Linked DNA regions of Mus musculus: all the other regions are linked to region 1. The links are chromatin loops, found by intact Hi-C in ENCODE. Cell type or tissue: heart. All regions are shown on one strand.

Region 1 (8,000 bases):
CCTGACAACTGGGATCATACAAAAGGCGTACAGTCACACAACCTCCCCTTCTCTCCAAATTTGGAAAAACCTTTTTTCCCCTTCTATTTTTGTACACTGCCTTGTATCATGTAGCTCTGTGTAAGCTCTTCCCACCAGTCTTTGTAGACATTCTACATAAATTTCCATCTCTTGGTACCCTAATGCATCACAGTTAGGGGTTCTTTGACCTGTAACTCTCCAGATACTGCGCGCTCACTGTGCATCCTTCTCTGAAAGGGCAGCTCTGTAGTCTTCTCCTTAGTATTTCAGGAGTTGCTATTGACTACAAAAACAGCCTCTCAACATGAGAGCTAGTCCTTCTCACACAGACAGTGAGAGGCAGGCAACTGTGGCCACTGAGCAGCTAGCTCTCTAGGGTGTCCACATCCTAGGATCCGGGAAGGAAAAGAAAGCAGCTGGAGAGGGAGGGGGTTTGGATGGGCGAACTCCATAATCTCTCTCTTATTCTACAGTGACAGGGAATTGCACCAGCACCAAAAAAAAAAAAAAAAAAAAAAAACCCGCTAGGAGTCCAGCATCCTCCTAGACTCTCTGAGCCTTCCTCATGAGCGCATAGGTACAATCAGGACTCTTCCCTGTGCTTTGCATCCTGGCTGTGCTTATGTGAAAACAAAACAAAATAACAGCAACAACAACAATAACAACAAAAAACACCCCTGAAGCATTCTCTTCGGCCCAGAGCTATGCCTACACAAAGGCGACAACCAAGGTTTTTAGACCCTGTGGCATGGGCTCTGCAGACAAGCTTGGGTCCCACCCACAGGCACCCTAGCACAGGCCCCGCCTCCCCTCCTCTGCACTTTCAGCTAAGCCTAGGAAGTGACAAGCTGCGTGCTCAGCTGACGCAGCAAAGAGAAGCAGACCCTTAGAAGAGCGCCCCCCCGACCAGGCAGAGATCCAGTCCACTTATTGACAAGCCAAGCAAGGAGACCTCGCCGCCATGGACCGCCGGATTAAGTTGATTATGGCCCTCATGGCCTGGCCCGAGCTGCGTAAAGGCCGTTGGCAGAACCCCATCCCATTTCCTGAGCTGTTTGATGGCGAGATGGAGAAGCTCCCGGAGTTCATCGTGCAGACCCTGTCCTACATGTTAGTAGATGAGAAGACCTTCGACACCGACAAACGCAAGGTGATGTTCCTCATCACCCGCCTCAAGGGCCGGGCCCTGCAGTGGGCTATGCGCTATCTCCAGACAGACAGCCCCATGCTCAACAATTACTCCGGCTTCCTGAATGAGATGAAGGAGGAGTTCGGGTGGGAGGAGGATGAGGACTTCTAGGCCTCTGGCAAGCCTGGCCTGGGGCAGGGGCTACAAGAGGGTGAGCTGCTACCCCACCCCCCATCGCGATTTTTGTCCACTGCCCACCCCCTCCCCCCGCCTCTGCCATCCCACCCCACCCCCAGCTCCCCAATCAAGCATGAATGCCCCTGTCCCTTCCTGTGTCCTAGCCTTTGTTCCAGGAATAGCTCCCCAGTCTCCTGCTGCTGTCTCTGCTGGGCCTGGCTCTTGGAGCACAAGGCCTCCCAGAGCTGACAGCTCAGCCCATCCCAGTCACATTTGAACACTGTCTGGTTTCCAGCTACAAGATGAGCTCCTGTCGTTTAGTGGGCAGATCACTCGCCGCCAGAGCATTTCATTACCTCCTACCCAGTGGACAGTCTGCAAGCTTCTGCCCATAAGGCCTGCGCTGATGCTGCCATTTCAAGCCCCTGCACAACCCATATGTGGACTGGCTGCTGCCCTTAACTGACCCGGACTCACCTGGGAGGTACCTGGGCTGCCCACGGCCCATGGACATTGATTCACCTTCAGCGGGACCCTTCCCCTCCCTGCTCCCAGAAACCTGCTGTCTCCCATTTTGTCTTGTGGACTAGCTGGTTTTCCTGAGAAACCAGCTTGCAGCTCTTTCTCTGATGTGTATGCCTTTTCCAACACAGTAGCCCCTGTGCTCTTTCCTTCTTGTCTGCTCTACCTGTACAGAAGCCTTTTCCTCACGTTGAATAAACATCAGATGCTATTTAAAAGGAAATGGAGTCTTACTTAGTATAGCATCCTACCACCCCTCCCCACAACCTTACCCCTGCAGGTGTCTGCACATGGGATCGATGTCTAGATAAAGACATGTTCATGGCCTGATGTTCATTCTCACAGCATACTGCAGATATGAGATTCACCTGGTAGCCACACTGGTGGAAGCCTTACTACTAGGCAGTCACAGATGGTGGACCTTTATGCCCTTCAGGAGATGGACCTTCATCTAGTTTTCCCCATTGCAGGCTAAAAGTCATAAAGGTATCTCTGGGTTGAAATGGTTCCTTATAGGAACAATACTGAAGACACAGGAATAATAATAGCTAATTGGCAAACCAAGCACCACTGAATTTGTCACTAGTCTAAAAATGTATGTTATCCATCATTCACAGATCCACCTGAATTGAACTGGTGTGTTAGTAAAACCATGGACATACATGCTAACATGCTTCTATGGGGCATGAAAACTTGAATGCCAGACTGCTTATTCATTTAGATCCAGATCTGATTGATTACGCACAGTGTAATACAAGGCGTTTTATCCAGTGGGAAGGGGCAACTACTGTTCATATTTCCTTGCTAACTCTTGAAATCTATTATGTTGAAACAAATCTACTATCTCCTATATTACTAGAAAAAATTGGTATCCCAATACAACCAGATAATCCTTGAGTCACCTTTCAGCATCATATGTATTCTGCTTCTTTCTAATATACTTGGTGGTTCTCCTGAACCTGTATGATTGCGCAATACTGTAGTGTATCTCTTCCTGTTTATTCCTTTCCTTCCGTGGAACAGGGAAAGTTTGGCCATTCTCACATGCAGTGGTGTATATCTCCATCGACTCTATATTAGAATATGTCATATTTATCTCAGAAGTGCTACCACTGGCAAATTCGCCTCAAACGTACATAAAACATAGTATTATTCAAATTAAATGGAGAATTCAAAGTGTTTCATGAAATGGACCCTATGCTGTGCCAGATTCTTAAGATCTGGGTTTGGTTGGTTGTTTGCTGTTTGAAAAGCAGGCTTGTTAGAAATATCAGAGTGTGGAGCACTAGTATACATACTAGTATACAGCATCCTAAAACACTGAAACCTAAGTCAGGTCAAGGGCGAATAAATATGTGCCTGCATTCAACTTGTTGAAGAGTCATAAGGAGTGATTTTAATCATGCTTTTAATTTTAAATAGATACCCCTAGAGAATTTGGGAAATGTTTGGAAGCCTCTGTCGGAGTCTGGCTTATTCCCTGTGATCTACCAAGGGCTATGCTGTCTGGAGAGCTGAGTGGGGTGGCTCAGATCTACCCTTTGGGCAATCCTATCCTCTTCAGCAGCAATACAGCTGAAGCAACAGTTGTGCAGTGAGTGCCCTTCCTTAGGCCTGAATGACTGAGTCAGAGAATGTTCTAGTCTACACTGGCCCCTTCTTCCAAAACCTTCTCTCATTCTGAACATATCCTGCATTGAGTCACACTCCACACCAACCATTCAGGTGCAGGTGAGCACGATTCAATAAATAGGGAACAAACAAAGAATATCTTTAAAAAGCTTTATGTGTTTTGCTAACATGTGTCAATGCATCAGGTCTATGCAATACTCAATTTAGCCAGGAGAGGGCGAAAGAGACCTGGAAGTTGGGATTATAACCACTGTGAGCAACCAAATGTTTATTCAAAAGGAACCTGATTGGTATGGGAGAGCACTGGGTGCTCTTGCATGCCAAGGTGGGCCTCTAGCCCATACAAACTGTATTTTGAAGATGAAAAACGTTCTTACCCTTTGATTCAGTCTTCCCCTTACAATTTTTCTCATTTTATATGAGATTATATTCTTTTTGATTTTAAGTGAACAAGCAATTTTGCCTGCATGTCTGTCTTCAACACATTCCCCAGGTCCCTGGTGTCTGAAGAGAGCATTGAAGTTGAAGAGGGTTGACAGATACCACCCGGGTTCTGGGAATTAACCCTTTTCCTCCTGAAAAGCAGCAGTTGTCCTCAGAGGTTGCTTGTTCTTGAAGGACAAGCCACGATTCCAGTATCTACTGTACTTGTTACACTCAGTTTTCCTTGGCTTTTATGTTCTATAAGACACCCAAGCTTTAACCTGGATCCTTGCTTCACAAGCTTATGGAAACTTGAGACCTGGAAGGAGGATGATAGAGTAAGACAGAAACAAATTTAACATATTTTCTATTTGGGGGTTAAGGGAAGTAGTGACCTGGGGCCTATAATTGATGAAACTTTCAGGCAAGTTGTGTGATCCTCAAATCCTCAGAAGTTTAAAGAGTGGAGCAAAGCAGGCTCTGATGATGATTCAGTCTCTCTAGGTCCTGTTTTTCTTGGGAGACTCCTACAAAAACACTGTGGAAAGGCTTAACTCTGCCCTTAGTCCCAGTTGCCTGAAGTCAGCTCTTCCTGTAATGTCAGCCTCAGGGCTGGGATTGAGTAAGTCAGGGCATTCCTTTACAAGGACACCATCTGCTTGTGCCTAGGAGCCTGTAAGAAGGCAGACCAAGAGAGGCAGGCAGGGACAGAGCAGAAAAGAGCCAAAGCCAGACAGAGAAACTGAGTCAGAGAGGGAGACTGAGAAGGGGAGGGAGAAACAAACACAGAGAAAGAGAGAGAGGCAGAGAGACACAGACAGAGATTGCATACAAAGACCCTCCTCCCACACTCTCACTCACCCCCCCACACCCACCCCTGAGAGCACAGATCTCATGACCTCATGGTGCCTCTAGGGGTATTTGATTTACAGCTGTGTTTTCTAGTGTAGGAGACTTGGAGACCACCTACTGCAACAAAACATTCTAAGCTCCCCTGAGCTTAAAGTGAAAGGTAAGAGATGCAGGAACTGGAAGGACAAACATCAGCAGCACTCACACACACCCAGTGGTAGGAAATGAGTCAAATGGAAGCCTAGTGTGGTCCCAAAATACTTTACAGCTTGGGAAGTGGCCACGCCAAAGAGGGAAGGAAGAGTAGGAACAGGGGAAATAGTAAAATCATTGTGAGAACAATGGTGGCCCATAAACAGAGAGGCCAAGGCAAGTAATCAGGGCCCCTGCAAGTGCTTGGGTTTGGCTTTGGGGGAGGAGAGAAAAGCCTGACTTGTAGCAGACAGTGTGGTGGACAAGAGAATGGCTGCTGTGAGCACTGATCTCCTGGACTGTCACTAGAGTCCTGTCCTGCACACTTTGTTCCCAGCTGGTGACTGCATTCTCTCACTCTGTCTTCCTCTTGCTGTGCAAGCTCTTACTCCCTCTCAGGGTCAACAGACACAGGCTGCTCAACAGTCTCACTGCAAGGCCAGACCTCTGCTCAATGCCCAGGTGCCTTCCTCAGTCACAACCCCTGCCCTCTACAGCACAAGGCCCAAAGGAGCCTGGAGGCTCTTATGCTCAGCCTGCTGTCCTTGTTTCTCTGTCATTACAGCAGGTTTCCCCCTGATTAGAAGGAAGCCTGCCAGATTCTCACAAGCCTGTTGAATAAGCAGATGGTGAGTCTGTCAACTCGTGATTTGGGCTACAGACAACTGTGGATTTGCGGCTGCAGGCTTAGCAGAGGAACATATAATCCCAGCAGAAAGAAAGTAATACATCTTAGGGAAATACATGAGGCCTGCATGTAGATGAGAGTTGACTGAGGAACAAGAAGAAGGATGGGCAAGAGAAGCAGATGACCATAACAGATCACAGCCTGTCAGATGGCGCAGTGCACAAGGGCTCTTGCCACCAAGCCTGACACCCTGAGTTTGATCTGGGGAGGCCTTGTGATAGAGAGGAGAGAACGGACTCCTGAAATTTGTTCTCTGAAATCCGTGTGTGCTGTGGCATGTACACAACCCCAACACACACACACACACACACACGCACGCACACACACGCATACACACATGCATGAAGATAAATGAATAATTACAGGAATATAATAAATCAACAGTGTATGCAGACAACCTTACGTTATGTACTTCTGAGCATCAGTGGAATTATTCCTTTCTGCATTCATTTGTTCTTCTGTGGTTGAGTGTAGAGGACAAACTGCTTATGTGGAGATCAGAGGAGAGCTTGGGACAGTCGGTTCACTCCTTCCACCAGGTAAGCTCCAGGAATTGACAGCATGTCACCAGGCTTGGAGCCTGCCTTTATCTGAGCAGAGCCATCAAACCAGCCACAAAAGCACATTCTTAAGATATACTCCAGACACTATTGTCTAAAATACAGTACAGGGAAACATTTACCAGTTTGAACCTGTCAGTATCTCTGCTCAGGAAGACCATTTTCAAAATTGCTTTCTCATAAACAATAGGATGGCATACACACCCTTTGATGTGAATGTTCTGTTTTTAAATTATATGTGCTTACCCTGAAGGTTTTGCTTTTGTTTATCTTGGGGGGCTTTGTTGGTTTGTTTGTGTGATGTTTGTATATGCTTGGTCCAGGGAGTGGCACTATTAGGAGGTGTGGCCTTGTTGGAGTAGGATTGTCACTGTAGGCAGGGGCTTAAGACCCTCATGCTAGCTGCCTAGAGTCCATTCTTCCAGTAGCAGCCTTCAGATGAAGGTGTAGAACTCACAGCTTCTCCTGCACCATGCCTGCCTGGATGCTTCCCTGCTTCTACCTTGATGATACTGGACTGAACCTCTGAACCTGTATGGCAGCTCCAACGACATGTTGTTCTTTATGATAGTTGCCTTGGTCATGGTGTCTGTCCACAGCAGTAAAACCCTAACTGAGAGAGTTTGGGTTTTTTTGAGACATGGCCTTGGTCTGCAACCCTGACTGTTCTGATACCCATTATGAACTCCAGACTGCCTTCCAACTTCTGTGTTTTGAAGTCTCACAAGTCTTGGGAGTAAAAGTATACTGCACCACCATGGCTTTATGTCCAAAAAAGGTAAAATATTCCTAAGAAGTACATTTTTCAGGAATAGCATGACCTCTGGTTTGGGGCATAGTTTGAGGGTACCTCATTTCTCTCTCCAAACAGAAAAAGCTTTTAGGATTTTTAAATTATTTTTGTCTTCCTCCTTCTGCCATACCAAGTGTAATATATATGCACATATGTGCATATGTATGTGTGTATGTGTATATCTGTGTATATGTGTTTGTGCATATGTGTACATATGTGTATTATATGTGTATGTGTTCATACATGTGTACATGTATCTATGTATATTATGTATAATTGTACTTCTCACCCTCTGCAATCCCTGTGATCCCCCATATCACGGGTTTGGAGTAAATATGACAGTGACAGAGCATTTCAGCTCTTCTGTCACACCCCTGTAATCCCAGCACTCTGGACTGGAGCCTGAGGCAGGAGAATGTCGGCTTTGGGGCCAGTCTTGGGTGCACACTAAGGATGCCCTTTCCAGGAAAGCCAGCACAGGGCTGAGGAGATGACTTAGTGTGTAGAAGCACTTGCTGTGCAAGCATGGGGAACTGAGCTTCAGGACTCAGAACCAATGTCATAACCAGACACTTGGCATAAGTGCATGAATCCCAGCGTTCCTGGAAAAAATGAGAGCCAGAAACAGGAAAATCCCCTGAAGCTAACAAAAGAGTGAGCCTGGTGTCCAACCTGGAAAAACCCCAAAGAGAGCCCAACCTGTATCTTGTCACCCAAAGTTGCTCTGGCTTCCATGTAAATATTATTATACAGACAAGCTTCTATCCACACACGTGAATACACACACACACATACACACTCACATGCAAATGCACACACACATACACATGCACATACAGAGGGAAAGAGACAGAGACAGAGAGACAGAGACATAGACAGAGAGAGAGACACACACACATATAAAAGTACAGGCACACACAGAGAAAGACAGAGGTAGAAACAGAGGCAGAGAGACAGAGACAGGCAGAGACAGACAGAGAGAGACAGATAAACAAACACACACACAGAGGA
Region 2 (8,000 bases), 190 kb after region 1:
GGGCTAATATTTGAAATGTACATAAAGATAATATCGGATAAAAATAAATAAATAACTAAATAAAAATTAAAATAACAATATTCACAAAATACTACATATAAATAGGAATAAGTCATTCAGATGTCATAGAGTATATTAACTAATATTTCCTAATATATAAATTATGTTAATACTATATAGTTTTAAACAAATTATATATCCAAAAATGTACCTTCAAATTTTCCCAGAATATTTTGTACTGGAGATCTGTGAAGAAATTAAAGTTTTAAAAAGTAAGGATTCTGAAGATACAGTTTGATGGCTCAGCTTTTGTCCTACAAGCAGGTCGATGAGAGTTGCCCCACAGCATTACATCCTCCAAGAAATCCATTCAGATTAAGGATTAATCTTACGGAATTCTTGTTTGGAATATACATCATATGCTAAATATTAATATAGATTACTTGCTATACAATCAATTAAACTTTTCTGGAAGTACTTACACTATGAAGGAAATAATAAGTTTGAACATATTACCGTGTATCTCCAACTACTTCTTCAGGATTTGCATTCTCATCATCACGAGTTACTGGATTATGTTCTGGGTTGGCAATAAAACGAGATATTAAAACATTTTTTTTTGCAAATTTTAATGAAACACTTTGTGATCATTCAGGCATAGTGCCAATATTAGGTTTTAAACAGATTTATTATTTGTCCAGAGGTTAAACAAAATCAAGTAATGTCTACTTGTCATCTAAAAATATGTTTTAAGCTAGTTATTTACATGCTGTGATTAAAGACAAGAGATACAATATGAGATTTTCGATCTCTGTTACAAGCCTAATTAGAATAACTGAGAAAAAAGGAAGTGTAACATCAATGCCCAACATTATATATCTGGTACCTTCAATAACGTCCAATTCTGGAGCATTCCCATCTTGCATTTCATCACTTGACAAGTCCCAGTTTTCCATTGTTGTCTCTAGAGAATATTCAAAACACTGCCTTTCCACTAAGAAATTTAGGTTTTCTGATTTAGAATAAAAAGAAATTTTCTCAAGCCATTTGAATCCCCAAAATCACTTAAGCTAATAAAATTGAAATATATAATAACATTAAGGAATGATTTTTATAAAAACAGCACTTCATAATTGCATGAAGGGTTTAAAGATAAAACCATATTTCTATTACCCTCTGATTTAATACTAAAGACCTTAGTATTTAAATATGGAACACAATAGTTGCCTTCAAAAATAGTCATTAATAACCTCAACTTCAATATGTACACATTTTAAAAAAAGAATTAGTTAAGTTGAATGAAGTATTTTGGGCTACACACACACACACACACACACAAACACACACATACACTATGATGGCTTTAACTGTGACTTCAAGTGGGTTTATATCTAATCAGAGGAGGATCTGCATTTTGGTTCCACTCCTGCTAGGTTTTTGATAAATTTGAGCAAATGTGTCTGCATCTCAATCTCCAAATAAAATCATAGTTCCTATTATCACAAGCAAGCTCCTCAATCATTTCCATCGCAATACAAATCTAAAGCAAATCTAAAATATAAAGTTCTGCCTGGCTGGACACATATTTTACTCCTACAGCAAGAAGTTCTGGGTTCAATCTTCAACAATAAAAAAAAAACCAAAAAAAATTAAAAATAAAAAATAAAACAAGCATGTTTCCTCCGGTTCCTGTACATTTGTAAGGCTGAGGACTTCACTTTCAAGGAAAGTCCAAGCTGCACATGAGGTTTCCAACACGCCTGAGATACAGAGTTAGAGCTCACTTCCCTAAACCAAAACAACACATAAATAAACACAGCCTGGCCTGAATTATGTCTGAAGTCCCAGCATTTCTGAGGCTGAGAGGAGCCTCTGGATTTGGAGGCAGTTTGGAGCCTATATATACAAATTTCGGCAATCTGGCCTTTCAATACCAGGTAGAGGAAAATGAAGACTGGTCTTCAGTTTGTTTTTCATGAATTCCTGGTGGGCAGCAGCAGCAACAGCACTGAAAACGTTCTAGTCTGTTTCCACCACTAACCGACATCCAGTTTACTCACACCTCACATCCCCAGGCCCCAGAAAGACTTTCAGGGTCTCCAATTCCCTGGCCTTCCTGCTTTCTGCTAGGTGCTGTCTGTTTAAACTCCTGCCCTTAGCGAAGTTTTCCGTTTTTCTCCACAGAGGCCTAGGTGGGTAAAGTCGATTGTGAACCCGGAAGTAGCACAGTCCAGAGTCCCGTGAGGGTCACCTCCTCTCCTTACTCCTGAAGTAGCACGTCCGCCCCTCCACCCGGACCCCCAGCTGAACCAGGATTAACCAACTTTCAACAGGTCACTGACTCCCTCCACAGAGACTTCTCCCTACCATGATACCTCAAGAACTTCTCGGCTTCCTCAAGAACTTCGCTTCCTCAAGAACTCGGCTTCGTGGCCACCACAAAGCATACTGGGTAACAGGGTTGGGACAGCGGGAAAACAGTCTCAGCCAAGCCCCTTGCTGATTGGCCGTGTTTGCACATGCGTACTAAGGGTGAGAGAGGCTCTATCTGTCTTCTGTCATCGAAGCAGCAAAAAGGAGGTAGTATTTTAGCTGCCACTACTACCCAGAGGCTTTCCATTTTCCAAGTTTGCAATACTAACTTGAAAGTTAAAATAAAATGAATTCCCAAAAGACTCTCCTACTTTGTTTCAGTTGAAGGGGCTGTTGTGTGCAATTCTAAATTGTTTTATTTATTTAACTAACGTGTTTTTGCATGTTTGTATTTATACAACATGCATGTCTGGGGTTCGTAGAAAATAGAACAGGATGCCAAATCACCTGGATCTAGAATTAAAAATGGCTGTGAGCCATTATGTGGGTCCTAGGAACTAAACCTTGGTTCTCTCCAAGAGCAACAAATGCTCTTAATTTCTAAGCCATCTTTCCATCCCTTTCCTGTGTGTGTTTTAAGGTATGCTGGATCAATTTCTCTCGATAGGTGTTTATTTTTACTATACAGTGGACATTATAAAAATATGACATTTTCCTAATATTGTCTATTTCCAGAAAAAGAAAAAAAAACACCATAATTTTAATGGATTGTGTAAATCATAAAAAAGAGATTCAGTAAAAATTATGTATATACATTTCAGTATATGTGTGCATAAGGAGGCATCTGGTGTATTCTCAATCATATTCCAACTTACATTGTTTTTTTGGGGGGCTTTTTGTTTTTGTTTTTGTTTTTTGAGACAGGGTTTCTCTGTATAGCCCTGGTTGTCCTGAAACTCACCCTGTAGACCAGGGTGGCCTCAAACACAGAAATCCCCCTGCCTGGGCCTCTCAACTGCTGAGATTTAAGGCATGCGCCACCATCGCCTGACCCAACTTAAATCTTGAGACAGGGTCTCTCTGAATCTGCAGCTCACCAATGCCACTAGCCTGGATAGCCAGCAAGCTGACTCCACCTACTCAGCACTGGGCTGCAGCCTGCCTTTTTAAAGTGTATCCTAGGCCCCCACCTAAGTCCATATACTTTCAAGAAAAGCACTTTACCAAAAGAGCCATCTCTCTAGCCCCTCTGCGAGGTTTGTTCTGTTGCTGTAGCCAATGTCTCTATTTTTTTTCTTTTTTCTTTTTGTATTTCTGTAATCATGCCTAAGTTTGGCTCCTAAAATGTTTAATCCTGGTCTTGTTTGTTTCTTTACAACAGCAAATTGGATTGCTTGCTCACATTGCAATTTGCAGTTAATTGGGCAAACTGGACAAACTAACATTCCATTTGCGAGGCTTATTGCTCTGTTTTGTTTGTTTGGTAGGTTTTTTTGTTAATTTGGTGGGTTGGTTGTTGTTTTTTTTCCTGCCACTGAAGATGAAACGCATAGCTTTTACATGATGCTGTACCACTGAGCTACATCTTCAGCTATTCTTTAGGTCTGAACGTTGGGTGAGAAGTCATCTGTATGTGTTTTTAAGAAAACTGCAATTACTGTGAAACCTAAAATTATCCCCCTATACTATAGGGTTTATAGAGATCTGGTGCCCTCTTCTGGCCTCTTCAAACAATAGGCAAATATCTCCAAAAACACATACCTCCAGATTTATCCAACATACTGTCTAGTTCATCTCTGTGAAGAAAGGACGATAAAAAATTAAAGCTAGAAATATAGTGGACTGGTAGGGCATTTGCCTAGCACACACAAAACTCTACACAGAAACTTCTTAATTATTTATAATAAATATATAATGTTTGGTTTGGAACAAATGTCATATGCATATAAATTACATAGTGGACAACAAAAGTGAACCTGTATTATGTACTTTTAACAATTCATATATTTATACCCCACAGTAGTTTATTCATAATTCTCCCACTCTTGCTGAGACCCTTCTTCTTCCCAGATGGTCCACCTCTTATTTTTATGATGTTTCTCCTTTCCTTTGTGCGTATATCTGGGAAGACCTCCTGCAGGTGGTCCTATTGTTTTAGTTGCTATGTGACTTGAAAAACTTGAACAAATTTGTAACATATGAAACACTGCAAATGGCACTACTTTATTTCAACTGTAGAGGTTCTTGTATGCAATTTTGGTTTTTATATATTAATGTGTATAAACATTTAATGTGTGTGGACATTTTCTTCAAGTGCATATATACACTACAAAAGTCTATGCTGCCTTAAGAGATCAGAATGGAGCATCCAGATCTCCTACAACCCCCCTGGTATTCTCCTCGATCCGCCTTCCTAGTACTGAGCTTGATTATAACAGTGTGCTAGGTCCTGCAGGCCTTCTCTCTCACTTATGCCTCTGTTGCCTACAGAGGCTGGAATTGTGCATGATTATCTCAAACTTTAGTTGTGCATAAATTGAGAGCCATGTTGTGGGTGCTTTGTTCCCAGTCCTTTGCATAGAAAAGGTGCTTTTTACAGCTGAGTCATTTTTCCAACCACTGTTTTGTGCACTTATTTGCAATTTCCTGGCCTCTTCAGGTCCCAGGCATATATCTGGTGTGTTTAAATTTATGTTGACCCAAAACACACACACACACACACACACACACACACACACACACACACACACACACACACACTCATATATTTTTAAATTTGCATATTTCTCTATAACTCCTTTTGTCCTATTTCATGCCTTGTCCAGCTTCCTTGTGAGGGGTATTCCTTTTGTATTGTTATTTTTTTTGTTGTTTTTTGGTTGTTGTTTCCTTTTTCAGTTTTTTACTAGATATTTTCTTCATTTACATTTCAAGTGATATCCTGAAAGTCCCCTATACCCTGCCCCCACCCCGTCCTACTCCCCTACCCATCCACTCCCATTTCTTGGCCCTGGAATTCTCCCGTACTGGGGCATATAAAGTTTGCATGACCAAGGGGGCTCTCGTCCCAATGATGGCTGACTAGGCCATCTTCTGCTACATATGAAGCTAGAGACACGAGCTCTGGGTGTACTGGTTCATATTGTTGTTCCACCTATGTGCTTGCAGACCCCTTTTGCTCCTTGGGAACTTTCTCTAGCTCCTCCACTGGGGGCCCTGTGATCCATCCAATAGCTGACTGTGAGCATCCACTTCTGTATTTGCTAGGCCCAAGAAAAGCGTCACAAGAGACAGCTATATCAGGGTCCTTTCAGTAAAATCTTGCTAGTGTATGCAATGGTGTCATCTTTGGAGGCTGATTATGGGATGGATCCCCCGGTATGGCAGTCTCTAGATGGTCCATCCTTTCGTCTCAGCTCTAAACTTTGTCTCTGTAACTCCTTCCATGGATGTTTTGTTCCCAATTCTAAAAAGGGCAAAGTGTACACACTTTGGTCTTCTTTGTTCTTGAGTATCATGTGTTTTGTAAATTGTATCTTGTATCTTTGGTATTCTACGTTTCTGGGCTAATATCCACTTATCAGTGAGTACATATCATGTGAGTTCTTTTGTGATTGGGTTACCTCACTCAGGATGATGCCCTCCAGGTCCAACCATTTGCCTAGGAATTTCATAAATTCATTTTTTAAAATAACTGAGTAGTAGTCCATTGTGTAAATGTACCACATTTTCTGTATCCATTCCTCTGTTGCGGGGCATCTGGGTACTTTCCAGCTTCTGGCTATTATAAATAAGGCTGCTATGAACATAGTGGAGCATGTGACCTTCTTACTGGTTGGAACATCTTCTGGATATATGCCCAGGAGAGGTATTGCAGGATCCTCTGGTAGTACTATGTCCAATTTTCTGAGGAACCACCAGACTGATTTCCAGAGTGGTTGTACAAGCTTGCAATCCCACCAACAGTGGAGGAGTGTTTTTCTTTCTCCACATCCGCACCAGCCTCTGCTGTTACCTGAATATTGAATATTAGCCATTCTGACTGGTGATCCAACACCCATTCACGATAAAAAGTCTTGGAAAGATCAGGAATTCAAGACCAATACCTAAACATGATAAAAGCAATCTACAGCAAACCAGTAGTCAACATCAAAGTAAATGGTGAAAAGCTAGAAGCAATCTCACTAAAATCAGGGACTAGACAAGGCTGCCAACTTTCTCCCTACCTATTCAACATTGTAATTGAAGCTCCAGCCAGAGCAATTCGACAACAAAAGGAGACAAAGGGGATACAAATTGGAAAGGAAGAAGTCAAAATATCACAGTTTGCGGATGATATGATAGTATACATAAGTGACCCTGAAAATTCCACCAGAGTACTCCTAAGCCTGATAAACAGCTTCAGTGAAGTAGCTGGATATAAAATTAACTCAAACAAATCAATGGCCTTTCTCTAAACAAAGGATAAACAGGCTGAGAAAGAAATTAGGGAAACAATACCCTTCTTTTTAAAAAATTTTTTTTACTTACATATTTTCCTCAATTACATTTCCAATGCTATCCCAAAAGTCCCCCATACCCTCCCCACCCACTCCCCTACCCACCCATTCCCAGTTTTTGGCCCTGTTGTTCCCCTGTACTGGGGCATATAAAGTTTGCATGTCCAATGGGCCTCTCTTTCCAGTGATGGCTGACTAGGCCATCTTTTGATACATATGCAGCTAGAGTCAAGAGCTCTGGGGTACTGGTTAGTTCATAATGTTGTTGCACCTAGAGGGTTGCAGATCTCTTTAACTCCTTGTATACTTTCTCTAGCTCCTCCATTGGGGGCCCTGTGATCCATCCAATAGCTGACTGTGAGCATCCAATTATGTGTTTGCTAGGCCCCGGCCTAGTCTCACAAGAGACACCTATATCAGGGTCCTTTCACAAACGCTTGCTAGTGTATGCAATGGTGTCATCGTTTGGAGGCTAATTATGGGACGGATCCCTGGAAATGGCAGTCTCTAGATGGTCCATCCTTTTGTCTCAGCTCCAAACTTTGTCTCTGTAACTCCTTCCATAAGTGATTGTTTCCAATTCTTTTTTTTTTTCCATTTTTTATTAGGTATTTAACTCATTTACATTTCCAATGCTATACCAAAAGTCCCCCATATCCACCCACCCCCACTCCCCTGCCCACCCACTCCCCCTTTTTGGCCCTGGTATTCCCCTGTACTGGGGCATATAAAGTTTGCAAGTCCAATGGGCCTCTCTTTCCAGTGATGGCCGACTAGGCCATCTTTTGATATATATGCAGCTAGAGTCAAGAGCTCCGGGGTACTGGTTAGCTCATAATGTTGTTCCACCTATAGGGTTGCAGATCCCTTTAGCTCCTTGGCTACTTTCTCTAGCTCCTCCATTGGGAGCCCTATGATCCATCCATTAGCTGACTGTGAGCATCCACTTCTGTGTTTGCTGGGCCCCGGCATAGTCTCACAAGAGACAGCTACATCTGCGTCCTTTCAATAAAATCTTGCTAGTGTATGCAATGGTGTCAGCGTTTGGATGCTGATTATGGGGTGGATCCCTGGCTATGGCAGTCTCTACATGGTCCATCCTTTCATCTCAGCTCCAAACTCCGTCTCTGTAACTCCTTCCATGGGTGTTTTGTTCCCAAATCTAAGGAGGGGCATAGTGTCCACACT
Region 3 (8,000 bases), 60 kb after region 1:
AAATATGTTAAATTTGTTTCTGTCTTACTCTATCATCCTCCTTCCAGGTCTCACGTTTCCCTAAGCTTGTGAAGCAAGGATCCAGGTTAAAGCTTGGGTGTCTTATAGAACATAAAAGCCAAGGAAAACTGAGTGTAACAAGTACAGTAGAGACTGGATTCGTGGCTTTTCCTTTAAGAACAAGTAACCTCTGAGGACAACTGCTGCTTTTCAGGAGGAAAAGGGTTAATTCCCAGAACCCGGGTGGTATCTGTCAACCCTTTCCAACTTCAATGCCCTCTTCAGACAATAGGGACCTGTTGGAATGTGTTGAAGCCATGCAGGCAAAAATACTTGCTCACTTAAAACCACAAAGAATAGAAAGGCGTGAGGATAAGACTCTGTATCAAAGGGCAGAAAGATGTTTCTAATTATAAAAACATAATTTTTATATTGTAGAAACCTAGATTAGCAGGTAAAAGCACCCACTCCTTTCCTAAAGCAACCTGGTTCCTTCTGAGTACACACTTTGTTGCTCATAGGGGCTGTAATCCCAATTTTAGGGTGTCTGGTCCCATCCCCTGGGCTTAATGCATATTGCATGCCTATGGCTCACAGCCACACATGTTAGCAAAACACATAAAGCTTCTTAAAGTTATTCTTTGTTTGTTCCCTATTTATTGAATCGTGCTCACCTGCACCTGAATGGTTGGTGTGGAGTGTGACTCAATGCAGGATATGTTCAGAATGAGAGAAGGTTTTGGAAGAAGGGGCCAGTGTAGACTAGAACATTCTCTGACTCAGTCATTCAGGCCTAAGGAAGGGCACTCACCGCACAACTGTTGCTTCAGCTGTATTGCTGCTGAAGAGGATAGGATTGCCCAAAGGGTAGATCTGAGCCACCCCACTCAGCTCTCCAGACAGCATAGCCCTTGGTAGATCACAGGGAATAAGCCAGACTCCGACAGAGGCTTCCAAACATTTCCCAAATTCTCTAGGGGTATCTATTTAAAATTAAAAGCATGATTAAAATCACTCCTTATGACTCTTCAACAAGTTGAATGCAGGCACATATTTATTCGCCCTTGACCTGACTTAGGTTTCAGTGTTTTAGGATGCTGTATACTAGTATGTATACTAGTGCTCCACACTCTGATATTTCTAACAAGCCTGCTTTTCAAACAGCAAACAACCAACCAAACCCAGATCTTAAGAATCTGGCACAGCATAGGGTCCATTTCATGAAACACTTTGAATTCTCCATTTAATTTGAATAATACTATGTTTTATGTACATTTGAGGCAAATTTGCCAGTGGTAGCACTTCTGAGATAAATATGACATATTCTAATATAGAGTTGATGGAGATATACACCACTGCATGTGAGAATGGCCAAAGTTTCCCTGTTCCAAGGAAGGAAAGGAATAAAAAGGAAGAGATACACTACAGTATTGTGCAATCATACAGGTTCAGGAGAACCACCAAGTATATTAGAAAGAAGCAGAATACATATGATGCTGAAAGGTGACTCAAGGATTATCTGGTTGTATTGGGATACCAATTTTTTCTAGTAATATAGGAGATAGTAGATTTGTTTCAACATAATAGATTTCAAGAGTTAGCAAGGAAATATGAACAGTAGTTGCCCCTTCCCACTGGATAAAACGCCTTGTATTACACTGTGCGTAATCAATCAGATCTGGATCTAAATGAATAAGCAGTCTGGCATTCAAGTTTTCATGCCCCATAGAAGCATGTTAGCATGTATGTCCATGGTTTTATTAACACACCAGTTCAATTCAGGTGGATCTGTGAACGATGGATAACATACATTTTTAGACTTCAGTGACAAATTCGGTGGTGCTTGGTTTGACAATTAGCTATTATTATTCCTGTGTCTTCAGTATTGTTCCTATAAGGAACCATTTCAACCCAGAGATACCTTTATGACTTTTAGCCTGCAATGGGGAAAACTAGATGAAGGTCCATCTCCTGAAGGGCATAAAGGTCCACCATCTGTGACTGCCTAGTAGTAAGGCTTCCACCAGTGTGGCTACCAGGTGAATCTCATATCTGCAGTATGCTGTGAGATCGAACATCAGGCCATGAACATGTCTTTATCTAGACATCGATCCCATGTGCAGACACCTGCAGGGGTAAGGTTGTGGGGAGGGGTGGTAGGATGCTATACTAAGTAAGACTCCATTTCCTTTTAAATAGCATCTGATGTTTATTCAACGTGAGGAAAAGGCTTCTGTACAGGTAGAACAGACAAGAAGGAAAGAGCACAGGGGCTACTGTGTTGGAAAAGGCATACACATCAGAGAAAGAGCTGCAAGCTGGTTTCTCAGGAAAACCAGCTAGTCCACAAGACAAAATGGGAGACAGCAGGTTTCTGGGAGCAGGGAGGGGAAGGGTCCCGCTGAAGGTGAATCAATGTCCATGGGCCTTGGGCAGCCCAGGTACCTCCCAGGTGAGTCCAGATCATTTAAGGGCAGCAGCCAGTCCACAGATGGGTTGTGCAGGGGCTTGAAATGGCAGCGTCAGCACAGGCCTTATGGGCAGAAGCTTGCAGTCTGTCCACCAGATAGAAAGCAGTGGACAGCATGACATGTCCATCAGGTGGCAGTTGATCTGTCCATTAGGTGACAGGAGCCCATCTTGCAGCTGGAGCCTGGGACAGTGTCCAAACCTGCCAGGGATGGGCTGAGCTGTCAACAGTGGGAGGCCTTGTGCTCTCCAGAGCCAGGCCCAGCAGGGACAGCAGCAGGGGCCTGGGGAGCTATTCCTGGAACAAAGGCTAGGACACAGGAGGAGACAGGGGCGCGCGCATGCGAGATCTCCAGGCAGGGCGGGCGCGGGAGGTGGGGGAGTTCTCGGGGTAGGAGGGGGGCCCGGGGGGAGGGCGCACTCGGCGACCCCGGCTGCAGCCACAGGACAACACAGCAGCAGCCCACCCTCCCGGAGCCCCAACCCCAGGCCAGGCTTGCCAGAGGCCTAGAAGTCCTCATCCTCCTCCCACCCGAACACCCGCTTCATCTCATTCAGGAAGCCGTTGTAATCATTGAGCAGGGGGCTGTCGATCTTGATGTAGGGGATCACCCACTGCAGGGCCCGGCCCTTGAGGCGGGTGATGAGGAACGTCACCTTGAGCTCGTCGGTGTCGAAGGTCCTGTCGTCCACCAACATGTAGGAGCCGGTCTGCACGATGAACTCCGGGAGCTTGTCCATCTCGCCATCAAACAGCTCTGGAAACGGGATGGGGTTCCGCCGACGGCGCCGCCTGTTGTGCCTGAGCATGTAGGCCTTCGGCCTCTTTACCTTGCCTTGGCCTTCCATGACGCTGCGCTCTCTGGGCTGATCTAGTCGCTTGGTGGCCGGGCTGGCTGGAGGCTCTCCGGACTCTTGATGGGGTCAGCTGTGCTTTGCTGGATCCGCAGAGCACAGAGATTGTCAATTACAAGGCGTCGCCGGAAGTGCGTGGGAGAAGAGGAGGGACTTGTGCTAGGATGATTGTGGGTTGGACCCCAGTTTTTCTGTGGTGCTGCTGCTGCTGGGTCAACAATCCTTAGTGCTACCCAATGCGCAGGCGTGTTTCTGGGGCGAACCAGGAGAATGTTTAAGGGGTGGTTTGAATTGTTTTGTTTTCACATAAGCACAGCCAGGATGCAAAGCACAGGAAAGAGTCCTGATTGTACCTATGCGCTCGTGAGGAAGGCTCAGAGAGTCTAGGAGGATGCTGGACTCCTAGCGGTTTTTTTTTTTTTTTTTTTTTTTTTTTGTGCTGGTGCAATTCCCTGTCACTGCAGAATAAGAGAGAGATTATGGAGTTCGCCCATCCAAACCCCTTCCCTCTCCAGCTGCTTTCTTTTCCTTCCCAGATCCTAGGATGTGGACACCCTAGAGAGCTAGCTGCTCAGTGGCCACAGTTGCCTGCCTCTCACTGTCTGTGTGAGAAGGACTAGCTCTCATGTTGAGAGGCTGTTTTTGTAGTCAATAGCAACCCCTGATATACTAAGGAGAAGACTACAGAGCTGCCCTTTCAGAGAAGGATGCACAGTGAACGCGCAGTATCTGGAGAGTTACAGGTCAAAGAACCCCTAACTGTGATGCATTAGGGTACCAAGAGATGGAAATTTATGTAGAATGTCTACAAAGACTGGTGGGAAGAGCTTACACAGAGCTACATGATACAAGGCAGTGTACAAAAATAGAAGGGGAAAAAAGATTTTTCCAAATTTGGAGAGAAGGGGAGGTTATGTGACTGTATGCCTTTTGTATGATCCCAGTTGTCAGGGAGAATACATAATTAATATTAATTCCCCAGCGTCTTCCTTTGTACAGAAAATTACGTGGTACATGCCGTGATTTACTTAAAACCCTATCTGCCAGGCTATTGAAGCAGGGCATAGGTAGAAACCATAAGAATCATAAACTGGGAATTAATTTTGAATGCTTAAGGTCAGAGAAGATAAGAGCAGTCAAACAGATGGAAAGAGACCCCTCTGCTGAAAGAGGATGGCTCAGCCTCACAAGCCTGGTCATTTCCCTGAGGTAAGGAGAATATGGGGTTGTGAATTTCCTGACCACCTGCAGAGTTGCAAATGATACCCCAGCAGCTAATGTCCCATACCAACCAGGTGACTGCAGAAATCTTCTTCTCTCTGTAGGTGTTTCCTCCTTAGCCAGGGCCACAGTGACCTTTTAAATGCTAATGGGAAACTTCTCCTCTGCCCCTGACTCTGTCCTCTGAAGGCAAATATTTCACAGGCCATAGTAATGTGCAGTGCTCTAGATACTGCAATGCAACCTTCACCACTCTGTAGTTCAAAGGAAGCTGGCCTTTGTGCTTGTGCTTGGCTGCTTTCATGTCAGCAGGACACTCCTGGTGCTTAAAGCTCTGCTCAGTGGGAGGCAGTTAGAGGAGGACAGGAAAGTGCTACCTCAGGGTGAGCTAAGGTTCTGCCTTTATCCTAAGGAACAGCAGGGACCTTGCTCTCCTCAGAACCCTGTGAAGACATACCCTGTGACAGGGCAGGGGGTAGGGGAGTGCAAGGCAGGAAGAGGGTGTGCAGAACAACCTAGCTACCCTGGCAGGCTCCTCTCAGACATGCAGCATCAACAACTGTGAAGAATAACATCTCAGCTACCCTGTCTGGGCTAGTTTCTAGTGGCAGCCCAAGCCTACTAACACACTGTGGTTGTTTATGAGCATTTCTATTAAAATATACAAAGAGGTTGCAGGGTCTCCCTTCTGTGATTCCTGCACTGGGAATCAGAGGAGGAGCCATTGGAGGAATGAGGGCAAGGCAGGCTCCACACTCAATTCTATGGTACCTCCGGCTACATATAAAGATACTGTCAAGGGATAATACTAGTCATATTACTAACTGACCTGAGACAAACCATGTTGAGCCAGTAAGGGATCCATGGCAGGGACAGTTACAAGGAGTTCCAAGAACGAATAAGCACCCAGAGAAAGGCGAGCACATTAGTAGTATTCACTAGTAAGGTAAAACTACATGAGGGACTTGTTCAGATGACAGAGACAGTGCTTCAGTTACTGTGTAGTCCATGAGAACAGTCTGGCCCTGCTGCTGGAAGGAGGCAGAGGCAGGCAGATCTCAGAGTTCCAGGCCTTCCTCCCTGATCTACAGAATAAGTTCCAGGTCAGCCAGGGCCACTAAACAAACAAGCTCTGTTTCAAGAAGCCAAGGGGAGTGGGAAGGGAGAGAGGGAGAAGGGAGGGGAGAGAGACAGACAGACAGACAGACAGACAGACAGACACACACACACAGAGAGAGAGAGAGAGGGAGAGAGAGAGAGAGAGAGAGAGAGAGAGAGAGAGAGAGAGAGAGAGAGAGAGAGACTTGCACTCTTAGACTGGCATTGCAGGCACATATCCTAACTCCCCGGATTTGGAATCACAGACCTGTAGATCTCTGAGTTCCCACCCAGACTGTTCTACAGAACGAGTTCCAGGAGACTCAAGGCTACACAGAGAAACCTGTCTCAAAACCCAAAGGGGATTTGGGGAGTAAAGCACTCTGTAAGGACATTGTGCATCAGTCTCATAATGGTGGCTTGGCATGATCCATCATTCATTCTCATATTCTTGGGTACTAGCTGTACAAGGTCCCATGGCTATGCCAGGATCTATAATGTCTATTTGCAAAGCCTGTCAGACAGGCCACACCTGGGTGTTGCAGCCCCAAAGATTCTGATGGTATAACCTGCTTGGCCACTAAAGTGGTACATTCTGGCCACTTTTCTGTGTGTATGTATGTATGTATGTATGTATGTATGTATGTATGTATGTATGTGTGTATGAATGTTATATATGTATCCAGCGACTGTTCTATAGCATAGAATCCAACAGAACATTCTACAGCTTATACTGTAAGCCCAACGAAGTTTGTCACTGGAAGGCAGCATGTCCATCATAAAGATCAAAACAGACATGTACCAATCTAGAGGCACATACATTCTTATAATTCATGAAGAACATGCTACAGCGCAAGGGAGATAGTTTTGAAGGAGATAGTCTTGTAGGTCGGTGCCTGCTGTGCCATCAGGAGGATCTGAATCTGTCCATTTTTAACAAAATAAAGAGTGGGTTGTAGTGGTGCTCACTTGTAAGCTTCACTCTGGATAGGCAGAGATCAAGGAGGCTCAGGTAACTGGAGAGGGGTTGCCTCATGAAAAACAAAAGCTCTCATGGAATGCCTAATGAGGCACCTCATGAGAGCCACAGTTCTGTCCCCTGTATCCTCCTTAGTGTGTGACTTAAGGACTGACATCCAGGGATGGTGACAGCCTGCAGAAACAAGCACTTCCTTCCTTCTTTTGGTCCTCCCCTGCTTCCACACCACCCCAGGCAAGGGCACCTTCTGTCTGTGTTTAGAGTTCTAGATTAAAGGACTACTCTTTTAGGTTCCTTAGTTGTGTTCCCAAAAGGCTGCATCCCAGCCTCTCTCCTTCCTTCCCCAAACCACACCCCTAGTCCCCAGAGGACAGTTGCCACACCATCCTCTTTGGTAGTAGTATGAATGTGTGCCTCTAAGTTAAAAGGAAAAACGGTAAACATTTTTTAACAAAATAAAATTTTATATGTTGTATTTAAAAGGAAAACTTATATTACATTTATATAAAATTATATGAAAACATAGTATGCTTCCAAAGGGATGACATCCTACAAGCTCCTAACACATCAACACCTGTGTGTATGCCCATGTCTGCAGGCACCCAAGTACACACACAAACACACACACACACACACACACACACACACACACACACACACACACACACACATGGTACACATATACATGGTACCTACATGTAAGTGACATACCCTGGAATCACATGTAAATAAAATGATAATACATAGTTCTACAGTCTGTTTTATTACATGACTATGGTTGTAAGAGAACCTCAACTTAGAATTTCCCACTGGACCTTAGGAAAGATCCATGGGTCCCCATTGCTGCCCAGCCAATTAATGAAGACTTCACCAGAACCATTCCTCAATATGTGTCTAATTGCTGTTGCAATAATTTGCCCTCAACAATTTCATAAAAAGCTTATGAAAGAAAGAGAAGGGGGTCACTTCTCCTGTGGGTGTGGGAGGACCCAAGAGCGCTGGCATCAAAAACTCCATTCTAGTGTGTCATTTCTGGTCTCTCAGTAGCTAAGGCTCACTTTGGGTCTTACCATGGCAAATGCCACTCAGTGTAATCTTTCATTGGAAATAGACACATATGGAAATTGTTCCTACCATCTGTCTGTATATGCAAGAAAATCAATGTGACAGTGCTCCTCCACCATTCCTGGTAAGAATTCCCATGTTCACAGACCTTTTGTATTCCCAAAGGGCAGCTATGAAAATCTCTAAAGAACAAGATAAATTATGGGGAAACTCTGGAGATGTTTCCGAGGGGATGACAAACGTGTTTACTGGCCAGGAAGGGTTGTAGTTAAGCCATAGGGAGGGGTAAAATAACTCTAGAGACAGAAATGGA

Evidence for each region. A loop is a pair of places that touch in the nucleus more often than their neighbours do. Peaks named below come from ENCODE experiments on the same cell type or tissue, not always from the same donor. Only the 100,000 strongest peaks of a DNase experiment are listed, where the experiment ranks them.
Region 2: a loop joins it to region 1, with 9 times the contacts of the local background. A loop is called at or near these places in 4 of 42 quality-filtered maps.
Region 3: it touches region 1 in a loop (6-fold over the local background); 16 of 42 quality-filtered maps call a loop at or near these places.

Annotation. Positions count from the first base shown.
Region 1 is chrX:53,607,064-53,615,063 of GRCm38, forward strand. It overlaps Rtl8c (retrotransposon Gag like 8C), which reads left to right and starts at 859. Exons shown (of 2, transcript NM_028375.3): 1 at 859-1,361; 2 at 1,623-2,072. The coding sequence starts at 983. The coding sequence ends at 1,321. In heart, a CTCF peak has its summit at 3,692 (motif pointing right); a DNase peak (open chromatin) is centred at 838; H3K4me3 peaks cover 1,244 bases; H3K27ac peaks cover 965 bases.
Region 2 is chrX:53,795,257-53,803,256 of GRCm38, forward strand. It overlaps Xlr (X-linked lymphocyte-regulated), which reads right to left and starts at 2,450. Exons shown (of 8, transcript NM_001291747.1): 1 at 2,376-2,450; 2 at 887-964; 3 at 517-580; 4 at 212-246. The coding sequence starts at 956. In heart, a CTCF peak has its summit at 4,029 (motif pointing left); a DNase peak (open chromatin) is centred at 2,465.
Region 3 is chrX:53,666,981-53,674,980 of GRCm38, forward strand. Rtl8b (retrotransposon Gag like 8B) reads right to left here and starts at 3,457. Exons shown (of 1, transcript NM_001018063.2): 1 at 2,185-3,457. The coding sequence starts at 3,318. The coding sequence ends at 2,977. In heart, no CTCF peak of the experiment used is centred here; a DNase peak (open chromatin) is centred at 3,491; H3K4me3 peaks cover 468 bases.